3 separate regions of the Homo sapiens genome follow, and all the other regions are linked to region 3. Evidence: chromatin loops called from intact Hi-C (ENCODE). Cell type or tissue: PC-9. All regions are shown on one strand.

Region 1 (8,000 bases), 800 kb after region 3:
AGCAATCTTAATGTTTGTATGCTTGCTTTTTAGATCTAAAATTATATATCAGGAAAAAAATTATTGACCTACTGATTTAAGGATTAATATTTAGCTTTTCTAGAGTAGTTGAAAATGTTCTGAATGCTTTCTATGAAAATCATCTAATTATAAATAACTAAGATTTTATTACATGTTCCCAGATTTCGTTATTTTAAAATTATTTTGTATGCATCGATCACAATACTTTTACCACACTAATAATATAATATGTCTACTTGTGTTATTTGAATTTTGTTGGTTACAGAAGTATGATAAACAAATAGAAAAAGAACATTGTTATTTTGACTAATTGTGTACTTTCTTATTAAAGTTTACATGCTGATTAATGCTAAGGCAATTCTTTAGAAGATAACATTTGAATTTCTATAAATATATATAAAACAAGTCTGTTTTAAGAAAGCAGTTGGGCTGGGCGCAGTGGCTTATGCCTGTAATCCCCATACCTTGGGAGGCTGAGGTGGGCAGATGACTTGAGATCAGGAGTTCGAGACCAGCCTGGCCAACATGGTGAAACCTGGTCTCTACTAAAAATACAAAAATTAGCCAGGTGTGGTGGCACACGCCTGTAATTTCAGCTATTTGGGAGGCTGAGGCAGGAGAATCACTTGAACCTGGGAGGCGGAGGTTGCGGTGAGCAGAGATCACGCCACTGCACTCCAGCCTGGGTGAAAGAGTGAGACTCCATCTGAAAAAAAAAAAAAAAAAAAAAAAAAAAAGAAAGAAAGAAAGACAGCAATTGGTCTGAACCTTCCATCAAATACCAAAAATGCATAATTTAATTAGAATTTAAATTAAAGCAAATAAGCAAAATAGCCCAAATTTCGGAGATCATAACTAACAGTGTTAACTGACATACTTTTATTAATAATGCAAATGTAAAAGAAATGTGTATACACAAATGAATTTAAAATGGAAAATAGTTTCGAGACTTCTTCAGTATTTGTCTTACAATGAATTTAATGTTGATCATTTAAATTTAAGATGAGCATATAAATCAGAGCAAGATGATTAAAAAAGTATTTAAGGCTACCAAATATATTTCATATCTGACTTCAACATCAACTTTTATTGTTTAATTTTGGTTTCAGGGCCTTTTCACAGAGTTCTAATACATCTGAAATATATACCTTAAATCAACTACCTATATTATATTTCAGGATGTTAATTGGATCATAGCATTTACTTGCATTAAAAATTATGCAGTGTTGGTTGGAAAATCAAGTGAAAAGATTGAAGAAAAGTGGAAGAATGGTGGGATAGAATGATTATCAAACTCTTGTTGATTTAAAGTTAGATATTAAAGTAGAGAAGAAGTTTTATTATCTTTCTGATACCAAAATCTGTTAATATTCTAATAACTTGATTTCCATTTATGAGAGACAAGTTCATTATCTGAAGTACTAAATACATTGTCAGTTACAATTAAATCAGAGTGGTTTGACAAGGATTTTTTAAATTCAGTGGCAAGTGATACAACTATAGTATTTTTAATTGTGCTATGTGTTTTAGGTATTTGTGAAGTGTCATTTTGATTATAATCCATACAATGACAACCTAATACCTTGCAAAGAAGCAGGATTGAAGTTTTCCAAAGGAGAGATTCTTCAGATTGTAAATAGAGAAGATCCAAATTGGTGGCAGGTTAGTATGCTTCTCAGAAGTTCCTCAGCTACTTTTCTAATTTTAATCTTAGATCTGATCAATATCTGAATAGTCAGGAAGAATATTAGCATTTGTTACAATGATTTTTCCCACATGAACAGCTCCTGCTTCGTGGCTACTAATTTTGTGGACATAAGATCAAATTGGGAGGGAATTTGCAACTTAATAAGTGCAGAATTAACCAGCCTGTGGCACTAACCCATTGGTTTAGGGATTAGACCAATTGGTTTTTTTCACATGGGTAATTGCATTAAAATATGCTATTGGCCAAGAAGAACTCACTTGGGTCATCCCTTTTCAAAAGATAACTTGGGTTTTGTTTATTTTAAGTAGGAGACTTTTACTGTGAAATAAGTGTGTCTCTTGTCTCCTCTCCCTCATGTTCGTTCATAGCAAGTAAAGCATCATTTCTTAAGGTCTTAATGTCTATTTGCTCCCCTCTTCTCAGATATTGGGAAATGGAGGTTCACTCTATCAGTTTTGTTTGGTTTTGGATTAAAATCTGTGTATATGGAAAGAGATGTGTATTATCACTGTATTTTTCCCTCCTTTTTTCAGAAGATCTGTTTAATGGTATTCTTTTTTCTTCTCCTAATGCAGCTTTCAGAAACCCCTAGCAGCAGTAATAAGTCTGTTTTTGTAATGGTTTATGTTAGCTAACAACCACAATATTCAGAACTGGAAAAACTGACAGGTCAGGAAGTCTGAAATGCCTTAAACTATCAAAGCAAATGAGAGTTTTACTAAAGAACAAGGAGTAAGAGGAAAGGATCCAGGACTTAGCACCAAATTCTAAAATTAACTGAGATGTTGGTAACTCACATTAGCTCTAAATTATAGATCTACTTCTAAGGAGAAACAAATCACAGAATGAGAACAATCTTACTTATGTGTCCTTAAATTTAACTTAAAACATTATGTATAAGTGCACTATGTGTTGAGACAGCTAAGAAATGGGTAAATTAAACAGAATCCATGATTTCAAGAGGTTTCCCCTGAACTTTTTTTAGATCCCTCATTTAAAAAATCTCTCTGTGGCTGTTTCCTTTATTGAATTATTCCAGTTTTCCATTTTTTTTCTTTTTCCTATGAATACGATCTCTTAGTTTTCTCTTCTAACCTGTCACCATTCTCTCAGTTTCTCCCTGCATTTTGATAGTTGGTTACTTTAATTCTGTTTTTCAGGATTTTAAGTGCTTAAAGTTATACTAGATTTTCTATGCTAGTTGTAAGGATAGAAATACTAACTTTGTGAGATAAACCACTAACAGCCAGTTCTCCAGCCACTATTTTAAAATATTTCTCTTTGGAGCTTATTTTAAGTTAGCTGTTTTACATTAGGTGAAGTTTCGCCTAGTTTAAACTTACAAACTCTTGGGATATTCAGACTCCTGGTGGCATAAATTAAAATCTACACTTTATATTCCACATAGTATCTCCTTTTCATTTGGTTTGGCCTGAAATACCAACATAGTAGGATTAAGGTTGACAGTAAATATCTTACTAAAGGGTGCTAGATAAAATGTCCTGTTAATACATCTTATTTAGAATAGCATTTTCCTTTTCTAACTTAGTATCATAAATAAGAAGTTTTAGCAATTTAATTTGTATTTTGGTCCCCACATTTCACTACCAGATGACAGATATGAAGAATTTTAGGTGCCAATTGATTCTTCAGTGCTGAATTGTTTAAATATCTTAACTGACAATGCTATGGATTTAAATCTCAAGGTTGTTTTTAAGAGCAAATGTGACTTTTTTGACTGACCACTGCTTGTCTTACTTAATAGAATATGGTCTCAAATTTTGGTCACTGAGATGTACAATTCATTAATTTGATTCTAGGCTAGCCATGTAAAAGAGGGAGGAAGCGCTGGTCTCATTCCAAGCCAGTTCCTGGAAGAGAAGAGAAAGGCATTTGTTAGAAGAGACTGGGACAATTCAGGTGATGAGCTCGACACAATAAGTAACAAGCAGTCCTTTGTGACCACCTTTCTTTGTCTCTTTTGTCTAAATAAGCAAATGCATTTATTTAAAATATGTCTAGAATGAATCCCTCCCTCTGCTTTCTCTCGCTCATAAGTAATCTTTTTTGATCCCGTTCTGCCACCTGCTGGTAGAGTATCAAAATTCAGTGGCTTAACTCACCTCCACCCTCTTTTGCTTCCTAGGATGCCACATTGGGGAGATAATTCTCCCACCCCTGTAAAATACTATAGGGCAATTTTTTCATATTCTGATATACTGCTTAAGTTATATTTGTTTTATCATCCTTCAGGACCTTTTTGTGGAACTATAAGTAGCAAAAAAAAGAAAAAGATGATGTATCTCACAACCAGAAATGCAGGTAGGTTTTAAATACTTTTTGAGAAGTCCAAGTGAAGTAGCTATATGTCATTTAGTGTGGCATAAACTCTGAATATACAGCTTTAAGTGAGTGTAATTCAGATTAGTACCTAGTTGCAAGGGGCTGACATATGAACACATGGTGCAATATAATATAAATTATTTAAAACCCACATTATATATACTACCATGTGCTTTATTTTGTGAGTATAGTTTACAACACAAAACAAATTGGTTAAGATTTTTGTTTGTCTTAATCAAGAAGCAGTATCATAATTGAAACTATTTGTCCAGAGAATTTTGAAATAGTAATTTATGTGCCATTTCTAAAGGATAGAATGCCTTTGTCAAGATGTTAAAAGAGTTATGTTTAGGGCAACTGTATCCTGCCATAACACTGACCATGATAGTTTTAGAAAAATAGCACTGGACCAAATAAATCTTAGTCTGATCTAATAGAATTCTGTCTTAAATCTTTTAGTCATACAGAAAGAAATATATTTAAAAAGAAAGAAATGGTAACTATATGAGGTGATGGATATGTTTAATAGCTTGATCGAGGTAATCATTCACATTGTACACATTCATGAAAACATCAAGTTGTACACTTTATATACAATTCCTGTTTGTCAGTTGTACCTCAGTAAAGCTGAAAAGATTTTTAAAAACAATGTAAAATAAGACCCCAGACCTGGATTGGCTACTCATTGGCTATTAAAAATAAATAAATAGGAAAGAAGGGAAAGAATGGAAACTACTATATTTATTCTTCCCAGTTGCAGAGGATGACAGAAATAAAAAACAGCTCTATGAATCAGAAATTTCTGGAGGCTTAATCAAAGGAGTTGGCAATTTTAAAAGTACTTTCTTGACTTCAGAGCTACCTCTATGCTGGTAATAAACTAAATAGCACACCATAAAAGAAAATAATATAGAAGGAAGAAGTAGGCTTGCTTTCTCTTAATATTGGTTTAATCTACTGTGGGGAAATTGTGCAAAGAAAGAGTTACTATTAGGATAATAAGCTAAGGAAGGAGTGTTATTACTACAGATTGAGAGTTACAGTAATAACAGGTAATATAATATTTCAAATCATCACTTTGGCCCTATTATTCATAAAATATATGCCCATAAGGCTTTTTTGCAAAATAGAAAATTTGTAATTTTCCCATCGACTAAGATTATAATTTTGGGTTATGTTTCTAGTGAAACAGTTGGATCTAAAATTTATTTTATATGTAAATTTCAAAATCTTAATATTTAAATGTATGTTGTCAGTAAATGTCAGTATGTTGAATTCTAATCAAACTGATAATTGTTGATTTGCCATACAATATTTATTCATTTATATAATTGGAAGGTCACTTGTTCTGTGGAACTTACTTAAGCAACCACGCTAGGTTTACTCCTGTCCTCCGTATTTGCTACATGCTTTCTATATATACTGGTTTGTAATTTGATTATTTATATTAAAGGATTTTTACTGGCAAATTGATAATAAGTTTCAGTGGATAGAATCTCTGATAAGTAAGGATAAAACATAGAATTTTTCTAGCTTGATTAGATAAATTTTTTTTTTTTTTTTTTTTTTTTTTGAGACGGAGTCTTGCTCTGTCACCAGGCTGGAGTGCAGTGGCGCAATCTCGTCTTACTGCAGTCTCTGCTTCCTGGGTTCAAGTGATTCCCCTGCCTCAGCCCCCTGAGTAGCTGGGACTACAGGCGCACACCACCACGCCTAGCTAATTTTTTGTATTTTTTTAGTAGAGACGAGGTTTCACCATGTTGGCCAGGATGGTCTCAATCTCTTGACCTCGTGATTCGCCCACCTCGGCCTGCGAAAGTGCTGGGATTACAGGCATGAGCCACCATGCCCAGCCCGATTAGACAAATTTTTAAGGGCAAATGGATGGAACCAGATGTTTAAAGCAAGATATAAAATAATTTACTGGGGCAGGCACAGTGGCTCATGCCTATAATCCCAGCACTTTGGGAGACTGAGGCAGCAGGATCATTTGAGGCCAGCAGTTTGAGACCAGCCTGGGCAACATAGCAAGATCCCATCTCTACAAAAAAAAAAATTAAAAATTAGCTGGGTATAATGGCTCATACCTGTGGTTTCATTTACTCGGGAGGCTTCATTGAGCCCAGGAGTTCAAGGGTACAGTGAGCTAAGATTGCACCACTATACTCTACCCTGGGTGACAGTGAGCCCCGGTCTTAAAAACAATAATAAAATAATTATTATTTATTGTACTTTACCAAATTTGTAAAAACAAATCTATGCTAAGTGGGTACAAGTCAAGTGATATTTAACTATCAAGACAGCTAAGCCATTACTAGACAGAATTGCAGAGATTTCTTTCATGTATATAAAAGTTGACTTTGTATTCCCATTTCCTTTTTCATTTAGAATTTGATCGTCATGAAATCCAGATATATGAGGAGGTAGCCAAAATGCCTCCCTTCCAGAGAAAAACATTAGTATTGATAGGAGCTCAAGGTGTAGGCCGAAGAAGCTTGAAAAACAGGTTCATAGTATTGAATCCCACTAGATTTGGAACTACGGTGCCATGTAAGTTTTCTGTGTTTTCCTTGCTATGCAATTGGCAGGAAAGAGTATGGGCATATGGAGGAAAGGGGGATTATTATCATTAGTTATTGTTATTCCCAAATAAGTTTTCTTTATGGCAGTGAAAGTGAACAAGTAAAAGACATTGAAAAATTTAGTAATTCTGTAGCTGTCTTGAAATAGTGCTGCAGTGCTGTTGGCTTGCTGTCTGGTGGCAAGTGCTTCTCTAAACTATTCAGTTCAGAAATGTTAGAATTAAATGCCTACATTTAAGACTCGTGGCAAGATAGGCATTTAGGATTTTCTTGTACTGATGTCTATCTAAAAAGTTGGATTTTTCAGCCATTTTAGTGTAAAGAAAAGGGGAAAGCTTCTGACCCTTGGACATACCCAGTGTGGCAACAGCTGTGTGAACTTACGTGGCCTGGCTTGTAGCTCTCAGTCATGCAAGGTCATAAACCTGATTTTTGATAGCACATAAGAGTGATTCATCTTTTACTGCAGGCAGCATTCATTAAGGTTACAGAGTCTGATGTATAGAATAAAATAGTACTGATGAGAAGTATAACCATTAAGTGAACCAAGCACTCATTTTATGGTCTTTGCATTCATTTCTCTATTTGCATATTTACATAGAAAGTTAAATAATCATGTCAGAAGTATGCTTGATGAGAATGGAATTAGATCAAGGAATTGGATGATGTTAGTGATTTACTGTAATGACTAATACACATTTGTCTCTGACTGTAGGGACTAATAAACATTTGTCTTTGTTTTTGAAATACGTGGATCTTTACTTGTGAACTTAGATGTTCTCTCCCTTGAAGAAAGCAGGAGATAAGCTAACATTGCTTTCATTCCCATTGCTGTGCTTCTATTTCTGACCAAGCCCCCTTTTAACATGGCATTCCTTTAGGTATATTAATGCCTTTAAGCTATTTTGAGTCAAATCCTAGGCTAACTTTAACCCTATCTCTTTTAATTGAATTTTAGAGTTTCCCTGGTTTTGTCCAGTATATTTTGGGTTTAATTCTCAGTGAGTACTCTTATTGCTAAAATTCTTAAAAGTTAGGGAAATAGCCTTGTCATTGCCCCCCTGTGCTACTTATAATCCCTTCAGTGTAAATCTTCTGATTCTACTGCAGGCATTGTAAATCACTAAATTTAGACAAATCCTACTAAAGTGGTTAACAGAACAAAAACTTCACTGTAATCAACGTATGTTAAAGCTGCACTTGTGAAGTAAAAAGTTTTTCGCTTTTATCAAATTCATATGTGCCCAATATTTTTAGCAAGTAGTTCTTAAAGACATATAATGGGGAAAAAAATAACCCCTTCTCTTCCCCTGCCTCACTTATGAAAAACAGTCACTTTTCATTGT
Region 2 (8,000 bases), 520 kb after region 3:
AAAGCTGGTCCTAGAATTATCTGAAAAAATGGTCAGTCAAGCTCACTGACCCATGACCCCCATGGCTGCTGCAGGTTGTTTTTCTGCTCTGCTAAGTAAAGTTAATATAGCCCAGGACTCCCTGGTAAATCCTTCCTTAAGCCATGGTGCTCAAGAAGCTCCTGAGCTAATCTGAGCCTGTAACCAAGTAGTGTACATTTACATGTTCCAGAACTGAAACCTCAGCATCACAGACATGTCTCCTGGACTTGGAGTTGAATGTTTACAAATCACAAGTGAGTTCATCGAGAAGGTTTAACTTTGTTTAGGAGAAACTCCTGGTTCTACCACACAAAGCAAAATAACTCAGGCTGTGTGTGTGTGTGTGTGTGTGTGTGTGTGTGTGTGTCCTCTTAATTGATCTCTTCCCCAGGAAAGATCCAAGATGTAGAAACCATCTTGTAGTGACCCAGCATTTTCTGAGCACCCAATCTGAGCTAGGTGTTTTATGTAATAGTTGCCAGTGTTTATTGATTATTTTGTTAAGGTAGTGAACACATTATTTAAGCCTAGCAAGAAATATATTATTATTATCCCCCATTTATAGACAAAGAAACTGGCCTTGGGGGTTTGGCAACTTATCCAGCCATAAAAAGTTAGCCAGATTAGCCTTCAACCTAGGTTCCTTTTGCTCCAAAGTCTACTTGTGGCTCTATATCTCACAGTAACCCTATGCAGTAGGGATTATAAATCTACTTCACCAACTAAATAAAGTTATTTGTTCAACATCACACAATTACTAGTAACAGAACCAAGCCTTACTCAGACCTGGACAAGCCCATGAGCACTCCATTACCCAAGGGGTTATCACATTCTGGCACACACAGAAAAGGTCTGGAACAGTGCTTCTCAAGTCTTAGTGTGCAGTACCATTTGACCCAGTGAGTCTACTCTCATCTACCCAAGTGAAATAAAAATATATGCCACAAAAAGACTTGTACACAAATGTTCTTTTACGTATTACTCATAATGGTCCTAAAATTGGGAAAAAAACCCCACAAATGCCCATCAACTAATGAACACATAAACAGAATTGATAGGGACAGAAGGCAGGGAAATTCTGGGCAGAAGAGGGCGGTCCCCAGCTAGAGTGCCATCCTCTAACCTGGAGCCACGGCCCAAAGTGGGAGCATACATTCCCACTTTTTTCCCCACTCGAATGTTGCCTTTTCCAAAACCATCCATGGCCAACCTGCTCCCCATCCTGTGCCCATAAGAACCCCAGGCTCCACTGGCAGAGGAAAAGAAGAGAAGAGGAGAAGCAGCAGAACATCAGAGACTACGGTTGGATGTCAAAGAGCAGCAGCTTGATTTAGAGGGACAGCTTGATGGCGTTGCTTAGGAGTCTGGGGACAGCCGAACTCCAGGGGAAGATTATCTTCTCACTCCATCCCTTTTTCAGCTCCCCTTCCATCTGAGAGCCACTTTGGTCAGCAATAAAATCCTTGGCATTTACCATCTCCAATTTGTTCATGCAACTTCATTCCTCCTGGATGCCAGAAAAGAACTGGGGTGCAGGTGCAAAAGGCTGCCAGACTAACCCTCCACTGAGCTGTTAACACTTAAGCCATCCGTGGACAGCAAAGCTAAAAGAGCACTGACTGTAACACTCTTTCTGGGTCTTCAGGGTTGTGGGCACCCCCCTAGGTGTTACTGGGGTGGGGAGGGCTGCACACAGTTTTGTTCCTGCCGGTGCCCAAAAGTGCTCACCCTGGCTCCTGCACCCACTCACCAGCATTCCCCTTCCTGTGAGGAGTAGAACACAGCAGGACCAAGCAAGTGGAGTCCGCCCCTGTTGGCACCTAAGCAGCGGCTAGTTCTAGCACCTGTGCACTCCAGTTCCCACCACAAAGGAGTCAGGGAGATTTCCTGCTTCGGAATGCGATATAATCATAACAATGGAATGTTATTTGGCAATAGAAAGAAATGAAGTACTGGTATCTGTACAGCATGGACAAACCACAAAAAGCATAACATTAAAGAGGCAAGACACAAGGGATCACATATTGTATAGCTCCACTTATCTGATAAATTTATAAGAGACAGTGGATCAGGGGTTGCCTGGGAAAGAGATGGGAAGGAACCAGATTGACAGTAAAGGGAATGAGGGATCTTATTGGGGTAATATTATAGAAGTGTTTTAAAACTGATTTATAGTGATGGTTGTACAACTTGGTAATTTCACTAAAAATTATTGAATTGTACACTTGAAATGGGTAAGTTACATATGTAAAATATGCCCAAATAAAGTTGTAAAACAATTTTTAAGGTGCAATTGAATCATCTTAGCGTCTTGTTAAAATGCAAACTGAGTAGTAGGTACTATGGTTTGAATATGGGATTTTTTGGCCCCACCAGGTCTCATGTTGAAATTCTATCCCCATTGTTGGAGCCTTATGGCAGATCCTTTATGAATGGCTTGGTGCCATTCATAAAGGGATTGAGTTTTCACCTTTGGTTCCTGAGAGAATTGGTGTTGAAAAGAGCCTGGCACCTCCTCCTCTTTTCTTGGTCTACTCTCCACGTGCTGTCTGCACGCAGCCCCCCTTCACCTTCTGCCATGAGTGGAAGCAGCCCAAGGCCCCACCAGAAGCCAAGCAGGTGCCAGTGCCATGCTTCTTATACAGCCTGCAAAACTGTGAGCCGAATACACCTCTTTTCTTTACAAATTGCCCAGCATCAGGTATTCTTTTCTAACAACGCAAATGGACTAAGACGGTAGGTTTGGGGCAAGGCCTAAGATTTGCATTTCCAGTAAACTCAAAGGTGAAGTTGATGCTGTTGATCCAGAGACTACATTCTGAGTAGCGAGGAGACAGATGTCCCAAATTCCTACTTCTCCAATTCAACTAACCCCAGACAAGTCACTCCCTCACTTGGGCTTCATTTATGAAGATGTAGCATCCTCAATCATCTCATTCTGAATACTTCATTGGCCTTGAACCATGTCATGAATGCAGCAAATCCTAAATGAAAAATTTGTATTTCTCCCCTCCTTTTCTTTGTTTGCCTAAGCCAGCATGTGAAACTTTAGCACGTCAAGCTCACCCAAGAAGCTGTTTAATATGCAGATTCCCTGACCCCCCGCCGCCCCCCACCCCCAAGACATTCTGAATCTGTAAGCCATCACTACGAAAACTGCCTTTTTAACAAGCACTTCAGGTAACTCTTATGCAGGTGATTTAAAAATTGTCTTTTGTGCACTGTTAATCTAAATGAGCACAGATCAATAGAAATATGATGGAAGCTCATATGTTATTTTAAATATTCCAGTAGCCACATTTTAAAAAGTAAAAAGAAACAGGTGAAATGAGCTTTTATAATATATCTTATTTAACCCATTAAAACCAATATGTTATCATTTTAACATGTAATCAATATAAAAATATCGAGATAATTTATGTATTTTTTTGGTAGTAAGTCTTTGAAATCTGGTGTGTATTTCAAATTTATCACACATCTCAATTCAGACTAACCATATTTCAAGCACTCAGTTTTGGTCACCGACCCAAGACCTGTTGGATCATAAACTCTGGGTATGGCCCAGTAAGCTGTATTCGAGTAAGCTCTCCAGGTGATTCTCGTATTCACTTGAGCTTGAGAACCACTGATCTATGCTATTGTTTCTTGAACTTGACTGCACGTTGGAATCACCTGGGAAACTTAAAAAAAAAATGCTTATGCATGAGTCCGAGTCCCAGAAATCAAGATTTCTTTAAAAAGGCCTTCCAGATGATTCTAATATGCACCAAAGTTCAAAAGCTGCTGCTCACTGTCTCTTAAAGATGCCTACCTTATTATCTTCAGCTCCGAGAAGTTACTGGGCTCCTTTCATCATTTTCTGTGATGTATCATGCTCTGCTCACCAGTCCCCCCAAGTCCACATTTCTTGTTTATTCCACTTTGAGTTTTTAGAAAAAAAGTAATCATCTAAACCACTACTGCAATTCCCTTCCTAAAAGGGAAATCTCTGAAAAATCTGCATCCTTCAGCTTCTCCCCGATGATTGCTAGTCCCCACCTGCTTGACCCACTCAGCAATTCTCACCCCTTACTCCATCTCCCCATAGCCCCCACGGACCCTGATTCATCTTCCGGGAGCATCAACCCAATAACAGCTCCATCCCACTGCCTATGTGGCTCCCAAATTTTGGACACTTATCGGTGACTTTTAATTGAGCTGTGGCCCTCTCCTGTATTTCAAAGGAATCCCTGAAGGCCCAAATCATCCCTAAAAGTCTCCTCCAGAGAAAAAGAGCAAAAACAGAAATCAACCCATGAGCCTCCTTTCCTACCACTGCTAAGAGTTTCCATTCAGTAGATCTCCATTTCCCACTACCTTGGGTTCCAGCAGCTCACTGGGAGAGGAGGGATCTTTGAGAAGGTCATCTGATCATGTGTGGAAGGAGTCGAGGGAATTAAAAATCAGATTGCATGCCCATGTCATAGACTGTTCGGGAAAAAGCAGCTGCTTGGCATGTGTGTGTGCAGCCCACACAAACAACATAGGTCATGTTTACGTCTATGTAAATATGTATAGTTGAAGCACCCTCTAGTGGAACACCTAGAGAAGGTCACACTCTCTGGAGAAACTCACCCTTGGAGAAAAAAAAACAAAAAACAAAAAAACAAGGTATTTGGAAATCTTATCTGCCCAGAGCATCCATGGTGAGATATAAGAGCACAAGTCTATAGTGTATTCATGTACAGGGGCACAGGCCAGCCCGGTGTCCACCTGGTCTGCTGGGTGAGGAGGGGGCATGAGCTGAACTGGCCTTTCTTGAGGCCTCACATGGAGGCTTTGATTCCCCTGTTGCCTGAGGTGTAAGAAAGCAGTGTTGGGATGTATTTTACAGATTACCACGGGTTCCTTTCAGGCTAAGAAGCTGTCCGTCTCCATTTCAAATCAAGGAGTGGGGAGAGAAGATAGATTATTCACTATTGGGACAACTGGATTGCTATCGGGAAGAGGATAACTTTGAAGCATGAATCAACTTTCATACACTAAATAAATTCCAAATTGAAACATAAAGAATTTGAGAAAAGGAGTGAAGATTATGTTGAAGTAGGAAATACCTTGCCAAATGTAACCCCAAATCGTAAGTCATTTTAAAAACCATTGAGAAAGTTTAACACATAAAAACAAAACATTTCTACATGGCCAAAAACAATGCCATGAACAAGGTCAAAAGACAAATAGCACACAAGGGGAAAAATGCAACGGATAGTACAAAGGGATAAAGTCCTTAATCTAGATGGTGTTCCTACAATTAATAAGCCACACACTCGGAGTTCAATAGAAAAAAAAATGAACAAGGGATATGAACAGACAGGTCACAGAAAAGGAAAGAAAAAATTATGCTCTTAAACATATAGAACAATGTTCATTCTCATTCGTAAGAGTTGTTTTTCAACATCACAGAGTAGGATCATATGCTAAGCAGGGCAAGTACAAGGAAGCAGGCACAGTCACATGTGGGAGTGTGGAATAGAAACTGGCACACTGTTCATGAAGGGCAATTTTTTAATAGCCTTGGTCAAAATAAACATTAGCCATACACATTGACCCAGCAAGTCCACTTGTAGGAATTTACCTTACAAATATGCTTACAGATGTGTGAAATGATGCATGCATGAGGAAATTCATGGAAGCATGGTTTGCAAGAGCAAAATCCTAGAAACACTGTAAATGCCCATCCAGAAGGGACTGGGGAAATAAATTATGGTACATCCATACAATGGAATACTATGCAGCCATGGGCTCCACGTTTCCAACATAAGTCATCTCTATCTGTGGAGATGTGGATTAATTTTCTACATACATAAAGTGAAAATAACAAGATGAGGTGAGGATGTGAAGATTTTCATTAAAAAAATGAGGCTCCCTGGGGGGAAAAAAAAAATGTTTCTCAGGTTGTAGAACCAGCTGGTGATATTTTTATGATTTTGGTATAAATGTTGCTTGTTTTGTTTTTAATTCAATAGTTTAAAATTATCACAGAGGGAATACATAAATGTAAGAAAAGAATGGTTAGTTTTTATGTTATGGGCACGACAGTCATATAACTGCTTGTATTTTCCTCTGCATTTGCTGCTAGAAAGCTCAGAGCCACATTAGTAGCCCACCTCTTGTTGTACAGTGTTTCAGGGCATGTGTATTTTGTACTAAACTCTCTGCTGACTTAGTTTTATTTTTTTACAACTCTTTACTTTCCTAAACAATTATTTTACATAGATTATAATAAACTGCTTCAAATGCATCTTGTAATGAGACAGTGCTGTATACCGACTGTTTGTGTCACCCCCACCCCAAGAAAATTCATGTGTTGAAATCCTAACCCGCAGTGTGGTGGTATTAGGGAGGTCGGGCCTTTGGGAGGTGATTAGGCCATGACGGTGGAGCCCTTGTGAATGGGATTAATGCCTTTATAAAACAGGCTCCAGAGAGTTCCCTCACCCCTTCCACCTTGTGAGGACACAGCAAAAAGATGGCTGTCTATGAATCAGGAAGCAGGCCCTCACCAGACACTGAATCTGCTAGTGCCTTTATCTTGACTTCTCAAAATATAAGAACTATTTTTTTGTTGTTTATAAGCCACCCAGTCTATGGTATTCTGTTATAGCAGCCCAAATGGACTAAGACCGATAAGCATATCTTTTTTAAAAACACTAGAAAAAGAAAGCAAAGTGAAGAAAGTAGTATACGCTTCTGTTTGCATTAAAAAGAATACATGCATATGCACATTTGCATAAAAATATCTCTGGAAGGTTAGTAACTCTAGTTTCCTGCAAGGGCTAGGGAACAGAAGACAAAGGGAATCTTATTAATTACTAATAACTAGTTAATAAAATACAAAATAATTTTTAAAAGTTGTTTTATGCCATATACATCTTTAATAAATATTTTTTAAAGTTATCCTTCCCTTTGCTCTAAAGAGCCACTTGATTGCTTTGAGCACCGCTCTCCTGGTTGCTACTGTTCCGCCAACAGGAAGCAGTGTAATAGAGGAGAAATTGACTTACTGTCACCCACTGACTTTCTGCTGTAATGTGGACTCACTGGTTCTGTGTATTGTGCCAGAGCTGCTGAAATATCTATAAATATTTTTACTGTATTATGAAAAATGAAAACTTGGCCCATCTCCCATAGTTTGCATTTTTTTTAAAAAAACGCAATTGGAGATAAATATGATTTTTTAAAATGTATTGAAAGTGAGGTCCTTAGTAGGGGAAAGACAAGGGCATGATGAGTTTTCTAAAGAGTGAGGCTTTCACTTTCATTCTCTACTAAGGCTCACATCTATGTAAGTCCCCAACAATGATGCACTGTGTATTTTTTAAAGTCAGGTTTATTGAGGTATAATTTATACACTGTTTTATATATATACAATTGACCCTTAAACAACATGGGTTTGAACAGCATGGGTCTGTTTATATGCAGAGTCTCATCTGCTCTTGACACTCCTGAGATAACAAGACCAACCCCTCCTCTTCCTCCTCCTCTTCAGCCTACCCATCGTGAAGATGAATGAAGACCTTTATGATGATCCACTTCCACTTAATAAATAGTAAATACATTGACTCTTATGACTTTAATGACATTTTCTTTTTCTAGCTCACTTTTATTATATCAATACACTGTGTAATATATAAAATATGTATATACGTATAACATACAAAACATGTATAAATTGACTGTGTTATCAGTAAAGCTTCCAGTCAACAGTAGGCTATTAGTAGCTACATTTTGGAGGAGTCAAAAGTTATATGCAGATTTTCAACTGCAGGGGTGTTGGAACCCTTAAGCCCTGCATTGTTCGAGGGTCAACTGTATGTATAACTGTTATATATAAAAAATTCACCCTTTTTAGGATATAGTTCAGTGAGTTTTATTTATATATATATATATATATGACAAACATATATAGTTCATATATAGAACATTTCCATCACCTCAAAAAT
Region 3 (8,000 bases):
CCAATGGCTTAGGATGCATTTCAAGGGTGAGCTGTTGATGCCTGAGTGTTTCCCATCTGAAAGACAAAACTGCCCACGGTTTTGGTTTGTTTGTTTCTCCCCCTGCCTAAGAACCCGCAATGGTCCCTGGACCCTGCTGATCAGAATAGTTGCACTCACCAATGAAGCAGCAGAAACACCTCTTGCCCAATAACCCACAATGGTGCAGCCCCTGGACCCTGCTGATTGGAATAGTTGTGCTCACCGATGCAGCAGCAGAAACACCTCTTGCCTAAGAACCTGCAATGGTCCCTGGACCCTGCTGATCAGAATAGTTGCACTCACCGACACAGCAGCAGAAACACTAGTTTTTCCTCCTAGACCCCAAGGAGGCCCAAGGAAGGTTGGATTTAGTGGCCCTTACTGACACATTCTCAAAAACCTGTTAGAGTCCTAAGCATTTTCCTGTTAGTATTGGGACCTTACCACTGACCTATAAAGATGTTATTTCCAAAAAATGAAGTGGAGGGTCATACCCAGAGGGAGGGAAGGGATCTCCAGGGTTGAAAGAGTGATACCTTTTGTTCTCACTTATGTGAATAGGAAAGATACCATTTCTGAAGCTCCCCACATCCTAGCTTCAAGAATAGCTTTTGTTAGGCCTGCTAGTCTGAGGAGGGATCCTAAAATTCCAGATAGTCCCCCCTATAATGGGGCTTTGGGCAAAAATTATGCCTTTCTGATTGGTGAGCCTGGGTGCCTAAAGAAGGGAACAGAGTCCTGAGGTTTATACTGGAAATCATTCTTACAGGAGAAACTAGAAAAGCACAAGAGACAGGGAGTGGTTTTTAGAAGCAGGACTAGCCTTGGAGAAGAGAGGTGAGAGGAAGTTTGTCTGAGAGGCATTAGGACCCAGGAGGCAAGGGTCAGCATAGATAGGTTAGATGGTCGAGTCTCACTTGGGCGACATGACTTTGAGAGTTCTGCTCTTGGCCGCAGGGTCAACCAACTTGTTAGGACCTGGGAGCTGAATGGCTTTCCTCTCTGTTGACCCTCAGCTCAGCCCAGAAGTACAGGAAAAGCAGAAGCTTGTTCCAGGCACACCAACGCTCCCAACTCCAAATAGTTGGGGGTTGTTATAGAGTCCTTTACCAGAAAGCCTGACACCCATGTCTTTAGTCTGGCGGCTGTGCTAGTCACTTTTAACTGACTGACAGGTGCCCGGTATTTAGCCTCCGAATTCTAAGGAAAAATAGGACAGAATAGCAAGCAAAAGGGGTCCGATGGTACTCACTGCTTGGTGGTAGTCCCTTCGTGGTTGCCAAAATGTGTCTGGAATGGGTTCCTTCCAGTGGGTTCTTGGTCTTGCTGACTTCAAGAATGAAGCTGCGGACCCTCATGGTGAGTGTTACAGTTCTTAAAGATGGGGTGTCCGGAGTTTGTTCCTTCAGATGTTCAGATGTGTCCGGAGTTTCTTCCTTCTGGTGGGTTTGTGGTCTCGCTTGACTTGAGGAGTGAAGCCACAGACCTTCACAGTGAGTGTTACAGCTCTTAAAGGTAGTGTGGACTCAAAGAGTGAGCAGCAGCAAGATTTATTATGAAGAGCAAAAGAACAAACTTCCACAGCGTGGAAGGGGACCTGAGCGGGTTGCCACTGCTGGCTCAGGTGGCCAGCTTTTATTCCCTTTTTTGGCCCTGTCCACATCCTGCTGATTGGTCTGTTTTACAGAGTGCTGATTGGTCCATTTTACAGAGCACTGATTGGTCCGTTTTACAGAGTGTTGATTGGTCCGTTTTTACAGAGTGCTGATTGGTGCGTTTACAAACCTTTAGCTAGACAGAAAAATTCTCCAAGTCCCCACTTGACCCAGGAAGTCCAGCTGGCTTCACCTCTCAGTAGGATATGAAATAACTCCAAGCTTAGCGTTCCAATAATGGAACACTAGGCATAAATGAGCTAATATGGGGGAACCACATTTAGAAATACAGTGCTCTGAGACAATGTGCTCTCAATTTTACCAGCCATATTATTATTTCCCCATTATCTTCTTAAAGGGAGCTTTGCTCTCTGACATTGACTAATTAAAACAAAAAAATTTTTAGAGTGTTTGTCACATTCATGGAGTGATAGTATATTTCCTAGCTTTGAATGGTATCACAAAGGTTAAGATTGACAGATTAGAGTATATAAAAGTCACCATAGTGAAAATAACTAAAGTATGGCAGTTGACCAGGAAAACTTACATGAGTTTAGGAGACAAAGGTTAATAGTTAAAGCACATAAAGTGATTATTCAAATTTACAAGGAAATTATTGAGATTCCAGTAGATAAGTACAAAAATAAATATGTAATTTTTTTTTTAATTCCAAGAAGTACAAATTAACCTTTGGATTGTATTTCATGCTTAGTAAAGCAGTAAAATCTAAAAATGTCTAGGTCCTATAATATTGGTTAAAATTGGTGTATGTTTCCATTTGTGATAACAGTGTGAACTTGGTAGAAAGTAGCTTGGTCATATGTCTCAAAAGCCATAAAAATGATGATCTCCTTTGATCCCAATGACATAATTCTTAGAAGTTTGTTTTAGGAACATGACTTAATAGAAACAAAAATACACATGTGTAAATGTCCAATTGGAAATTGAATAAATGTGGAATGAGTGAATTTTTTCATAAAATATTGTACAGCAATATAATAGACTATTACACAGCATGAACTATGAAGACACACATTATGCTAGTACATAAAGGAAACAATATCTAAAAGGTATTTCTGGTTAAAAAAATGGGTGCAAAATTCTTAATTTAAATCCTTACTTTTCAATATTTTATAATGACTATTTCCCAACATACTGGAAAGTTAAAATAATTTGGTGAATATCCATATACCCATCACTTACATTCTACCATTAACATGGTGTTATACTTTATTATAACTATCTACCTTAACATTTTTCCATTTTTTTCCATTAAAAGTTCAACTTTCCCCAGCTATCAAGAAATAACCTGTTGCTGTCTTGAGAGATTTTTGATTAACAGAGGGGTAATTTTTAAACTTCTGTTGAGGATCAGAATGGTTTCTTGTAAGTTTGTGTATGGCCACCAGGTGTAGCTCTGGACCACAGCATTCAGTGATAAGCATCTGCAGGGAGGGTTTTAGGAAAGGCAACTTCTAAATGAAATCAAACTTGATTTGTTTATTTGGGTGAGGGAGAGTACAATAAATTTAACCTTCATTAAGATGTAAAGTAATTATATAAACCTTGATATAGAATCAAAACCTGCTTCCTTGAAGGATTTCAAGGATTTGATTTAGGTTATATATTTTCTTTATTGTTCAAAAGCTTCCACCACGTTTTCTCTTACCTGGAGTGTGACTTTCTTACTCCACAGCCTCAAGGTAATAAGTTTTGGCTTATGCAGCAAACATGTTTATGTCAGCAGCTGTTTGAAAGGTTAATTTTAGAAATATTTAAGTTAGTCATGGACATTCAAATATTCAGACTTCTTTTGTATAACAAAACCTCATCACAACTCGAATTTTTCTTTAGTGTGATTGTTTGATTGATGTCTATATCTTTTTAAACATAAACTCCATAAGGTTTGAAAATGTATGTAGAACAATTCCAGGCATTCAGTAAATATTTGTGAATGAATAAATGGAAAGAATGATTTGAAATTGACTGAAGGCTATTTTGTAACAATTGGTAAGTCTACTCCTTAAGAATGTGCTTGTTCCATTTTTAAATTTTCTTTTAATAACAGGATCAATTTTAAATAATCTTTACAGTTTTAAAATTGCTCCAACATGAAAATATTTTTCTGGTTTTATTTGTGAAAAATAGCTATTTTTAAAGGAAAGTAGAGCCTTAAACTACTTAAAATAGATTTTTATAATCAATTTTAACCAACAAGATCTTTTCTTTTTCTTCCCCTTTAAGGAATCCTGGGTTTCTTTCTATGCAGGGTGTCATCAACTGCCAATTTGTTTCTACCTACCAGAAAATAAAATCATAGAGGCAAAAATCCAGTAATATGGCCAAGTAAACGACTGGAATAACCAGATGAAAGAATTTTCTCCAATTTATAGTATTTTTTTAAAGGAGATATTTAATAAGCTATATTTGAAACAGTAGGTTTTTAAATAAAATGACGCTATTTAGAGTAAAAGGTCCTGGGAGAATTTTAGTGTAAATAAAGGAGATGTCTCTCTCAAAGAATTTAGTGTCATGCTTTTGAATATCTGATAGGATGGTGGAAAGATTCATCAAAGGAGAAGATGAACAATATTAGAGCTGTTGTTTTTAGAAGGACTCCTATTTATTTACAGGAAAGGGAAGATTCCAGAGAAACAAGATCACAAATTTACCTAGCTCAAGAATTAAATTATTGACTTACTATTTTTATAATTGTGTTCTGCTTTTACATGTCATCTTTCAAATTATACTTATTTATAAGGAAGAATCATTATATATTTAAGGGCTGGGACTTTGATGCTCTTTTCTCCCCTTCATTTCCTTGAAAGGTAAGTAATGTCTATATTGCATACCTGTTTTGTGTACCTTCGCTTTCTTCCTTTCTTTCCTCCCTCCTCTTTCCCCTCTTTTTTCTCCTTGCCCCCCATTTTTCCATTACTAGTTAAAAGTTAGTTTAAATTGCTGATATTCTGGAAACATGAAATATTTCTTGAGAAAGTTAAGGTACCAAGCTCTTACCATCATGTTTTCATAACTGCCCCAAAAATATTATGCAGATTAATGTTTTGACATTTATTTGCTTTTCCTTGAACGTCATGATTCATTTTTATCTGATATCAGCTCCATTTATGGCAAACAACTGGTATTTGCAAATTACAATTGCTATGACAAATTGCAAGTATAATTTTGATCATGATTATTGTACTTGCCTGAGTCATGGCTTGCATCATCTTCTGCCATCCGATCTATGATTCACAAAATTTTATTTCACTACATCCTTTTTAACCCCCCACATAAGCGTCAGACATAGCAGATAAATATGTGATGAAAATTTGTTTCAGAGCAAAACCTAGATAATTTCTTTTGGGCTGCTATAAAAATTTTCAAGCTTTTTTTCTTTTTCTTTAAAACAAACAAACTTTATTCCCTACTAAATGATCACCTTCCCCCTATTTCATAGTGTGTTTAAAGTTGTGCTTAAAGGTTATTTTAAAATAAATTACTAAGTAATGTGCTTGACAAAATTGTTTCATTGTATTTTTGCACATTGGGAAGGGATGTGGTTTATTATAACATGAGCACATTTAGAGTGAAAGTCTGAACCCGAGTAGCCATAGATAACTTTGATGTTACCAAGTAAACTCTCAGACCCTGATACAACAGTTGATTTAAAAGCACACTTTGGCTGTCAGTTGAATCTATTACTTTCAATTCTCACCTTCTTTAAAAATTTATAGAGTGTGGAAATGTTATTTTGTTTCATAATTAAAGGCCGTGTAGAATCAATTAGCACAGTGCATGAGGTGGACTGGGTACCAGGCATTTCACCTGCATTATCTAATTTAATCTTCACAACAACCCTTTAAAGTGTAACTGTTATTCCTCTTTTACATAGGAGGAAGGAAAGTGAGGCACAAGAGACTAGGTTCTTGGCAAGAATCACATTGATCATAATTGAAATTATGTGTAGAACACTGGATAGATGCTGAAGGCACTAAGAGTTATAAGTCTTTGTCCTAGAGAGTCTTCAGTATGGTTGTTGAGGCAAGGCATATCTGTGGGAAAAAAAAAAAAGAGACAAGAATCACTTTCTAAGTGCCACTAATCCTAAAATGGTATATCTTCCAGCAATCATAGGGTCAGCAAACCTATCGAAGACTCTCTATCTTAGAAGAGGAGTATAAAATGAAGTACAGCTCTACTATTTTTGTGAATCTGTTCACTGCCCTTACATTTTTGAGAGAGTTAAAATGTAGATTATTCTCCCTTATTGTTTTCTTGATGTGGCATAGGATAGCTTCTGTACAGGAAATGTTCTTACCCTAGATATCAAGCCATATATTACTTAACTAATTTGGTAACTTAGAAGCTTGTTATTTTCAAGTTTACAGACCATTTTCTTGAATGACTGGTAGATTATACACTTGTAAAGAAATACATTTTTACCTCTGTGCATGTTTAATTTTTTATCAAAATGTTCTGTTGTAGGAATATTGTCTCTTTAATAGAAACGGTCTGTAATTGAAGCTAATTTTTCAGGCTAAAGTCATTTCTAGGGACCATCTCTGTAGAGCTAGTAACTTCAATATAGAATGTGAAATTGTCAGTTCTAGCTTGAGTAAAATATTCAAGTGAACTAATTACACCAATTTGGGGGAAAACAGACACAGTAGATATGCTCGATGGTTTTTGCTTTCACTCTTTATTATCAAAGTTTGGGAGAAAGGGAGACATTGTAATTGACAGAGGCACCATAACGTGGTGGGATTCAAAAGAAGGGTTACCCTCAGCGTTCCCAAACTTTGTATTTGTTATACACTTTTGCAGAGTAGAATTTTTGCAGATCATTTGAGGGACTTAGAGGATGGATATAATTTTTATCTTAAAGTTTTGGGAAATAGAAAATACATATTACAGTTACTGTATATTTCATGATTACCGTTTAAGGCTGTTGACCATTTGTCTACATTTTCCTGCATTCTCAGAGGCATTCGGTTGTCACATTTTCTAGTAAATCATGAACTGTTTTGATTACTGGCCAGATGCTGCATCATGTTTCTTATAGCTAACTTGAAGCAAGTTGTATCTTCTCTGAATTAATCTCTTGCATAACCTATAAGTCTAATATACCTTGTAGCAGTATGTATCTTTATATCCTTACTTGTAGCAAAAATAAATTTTGCATGTGTGATGGCTCCCCTGTGAAGGGTTGGTGGTACACTGATGAGTTGTTGCCTATGTTAACATAATCCTATACAGCAAGGAGTAAAGAGAGCAATGGGTGCTGAGACAAAGGGACAGCTGGCCTCTAGTAATAAAGAAACTGAGGCCTTTGAAGACTATAGCACCCTGGAAGTTGAAAATCAACTTCTGGGTAGAACTTTTGACAATGTAAGGATTTTGACTGAGGTGACAAAGGAATATTTGATTATGTCTGTATTGCTTTTAAAAAATTAATACACAAATGGTATTAAGTTATTCCTTAGACTTTTTTGTTTCTTAAAGTTATATTTTGGATGCTTTTTTAATTATTAAAAGTGTATATATATATATAGAAAAACTTAAAAGAGTGGGAATAAGAGAAAATAAAATACCACATTTCAATCGCCTAAAAATTATTTTTTCACATTTTGGTGTTTTCCTTTCCATTGTTTCTCTATGCATAGCTTTTCTTTTTTTTTTTTTTTTTAAATACCCTGTTGTTATGATATTGTATATGTAATTCTTTTTGGTTGAGCCTATATTATAGCTATTTTTTCATATTATAAAGTCTGCATAAGTCTTTTAAAAATGGGTTTAAAGGTACTACTTTAAGTAAATATGCCATAGGTCACTTAATTTCATGAATATTGTTTGTTTAGTTACTCTGGAAGCTAGGAGGCAATAGCAGGGTTAGGTTAGTTGGGTGACCTGGCTGTAGGAGAGGGTGGAACAGGAGTCTGGATTCCAAACTTAAGTTAATAATTAAAGTTCCCCAAATTAACAGAATTTAGAAGCAACCTAAAGATCAAGGTTAAGGACAAGATTTTTTTCTTTTTTTGATTTTTAATTTTATTTTATTTTACTTTAAGTTCTGGGATACATGTGTTGAACCTGCAGGTTTGTTACATAGATATATATATGCCATGTTGGTTTGCTGCACCTATCAACCCATCATCTTGGTTTTAAGCCCCGCATGCATTAGGTATTTGTCCTAATGCTCTCTCTCCCCTTCCCCCCAACCCCCTAACATGCCCTGGTGTGTGATATTCCCCTCCCTGTGTCCATGTGTTCTCATTGTTTAACTCCCACTTATGAGTGAGAATATGCAGTGTTTGGTTTTCT

Evidence for each region. Hi-C counts contacts between places; a loop is a spot of excess contacts. Peaks named below come from ENCODE experiments on the same cell type or tissue, not always from the same donor. Only the 100,000 strongest peaks of a DNase experiment are listed, where the experiment ranks them.
Region 1: it touches region 3 in a loop (9-fold over the local background); 20 of 110 quality-filtered maps call a loop at or near these places.
Region 2: it touches region 3 in a loop (31-fold over the local background); 17 of 110 quality-filtered maps call a loop at or near these places.

Annotation. Positions count from the first base shown.
Region 1 is chr7:24,662,039-24,670,038 of GRCh38, forward strand. It overlaps PALS2 (protein associated with LIN7 2, MAGUK p55 family member), which reads left to right. Exons shown (of 12, transcript NM_001303037.2): 6 at 1,552-1,683; 7 at 3,550-3,649; 8 at 3,983-4,051; 9 at 6,461-6,622. Among named protein-coding and RNA genes, the nearest start is that of GSDME, 91 kb to the right of the region's middle. In PC-9, CTCF peaks have their summits at 3,824 (motif pointing left) and 4,026; DNase peaks (open chromatin) are centred at 3,802 and 7,053; H3K27ac peaks cover 1,215 bases.
Region 2 is chr7:24,377,519-24,385,518 of GRCh38, forward strand. All of the region lies in intron 1 of LOC107986777 (a long non-coding RNA gene), which reads right to left. Among named protein-coding and RNA genes, the nearest start is that of NPY, 97 kb to the left of the region's middle. In PC-9, a CTCF peak has its summit at 4,558 (motif pointing left); DNase peaks (open chromatin) are centred at 1,923 and 4,643; H3K27ac peaks cover 825 bases.
Region 3 is chr7:23,860,310-23,868,309 of GRCh38, forward strand. No RefSeq gene overlaps it. Among named protein-coding and RNA genes, the nearest start is that of STK31, 150 kb to the left of the region's middle. In PC-9, a CTCF peak has its summit at 3,073 (motif pointing right); DNase peaks (open chromatin) are centred at 3,096 and 4,842; H3K27ac peaks cover 1,492 bases.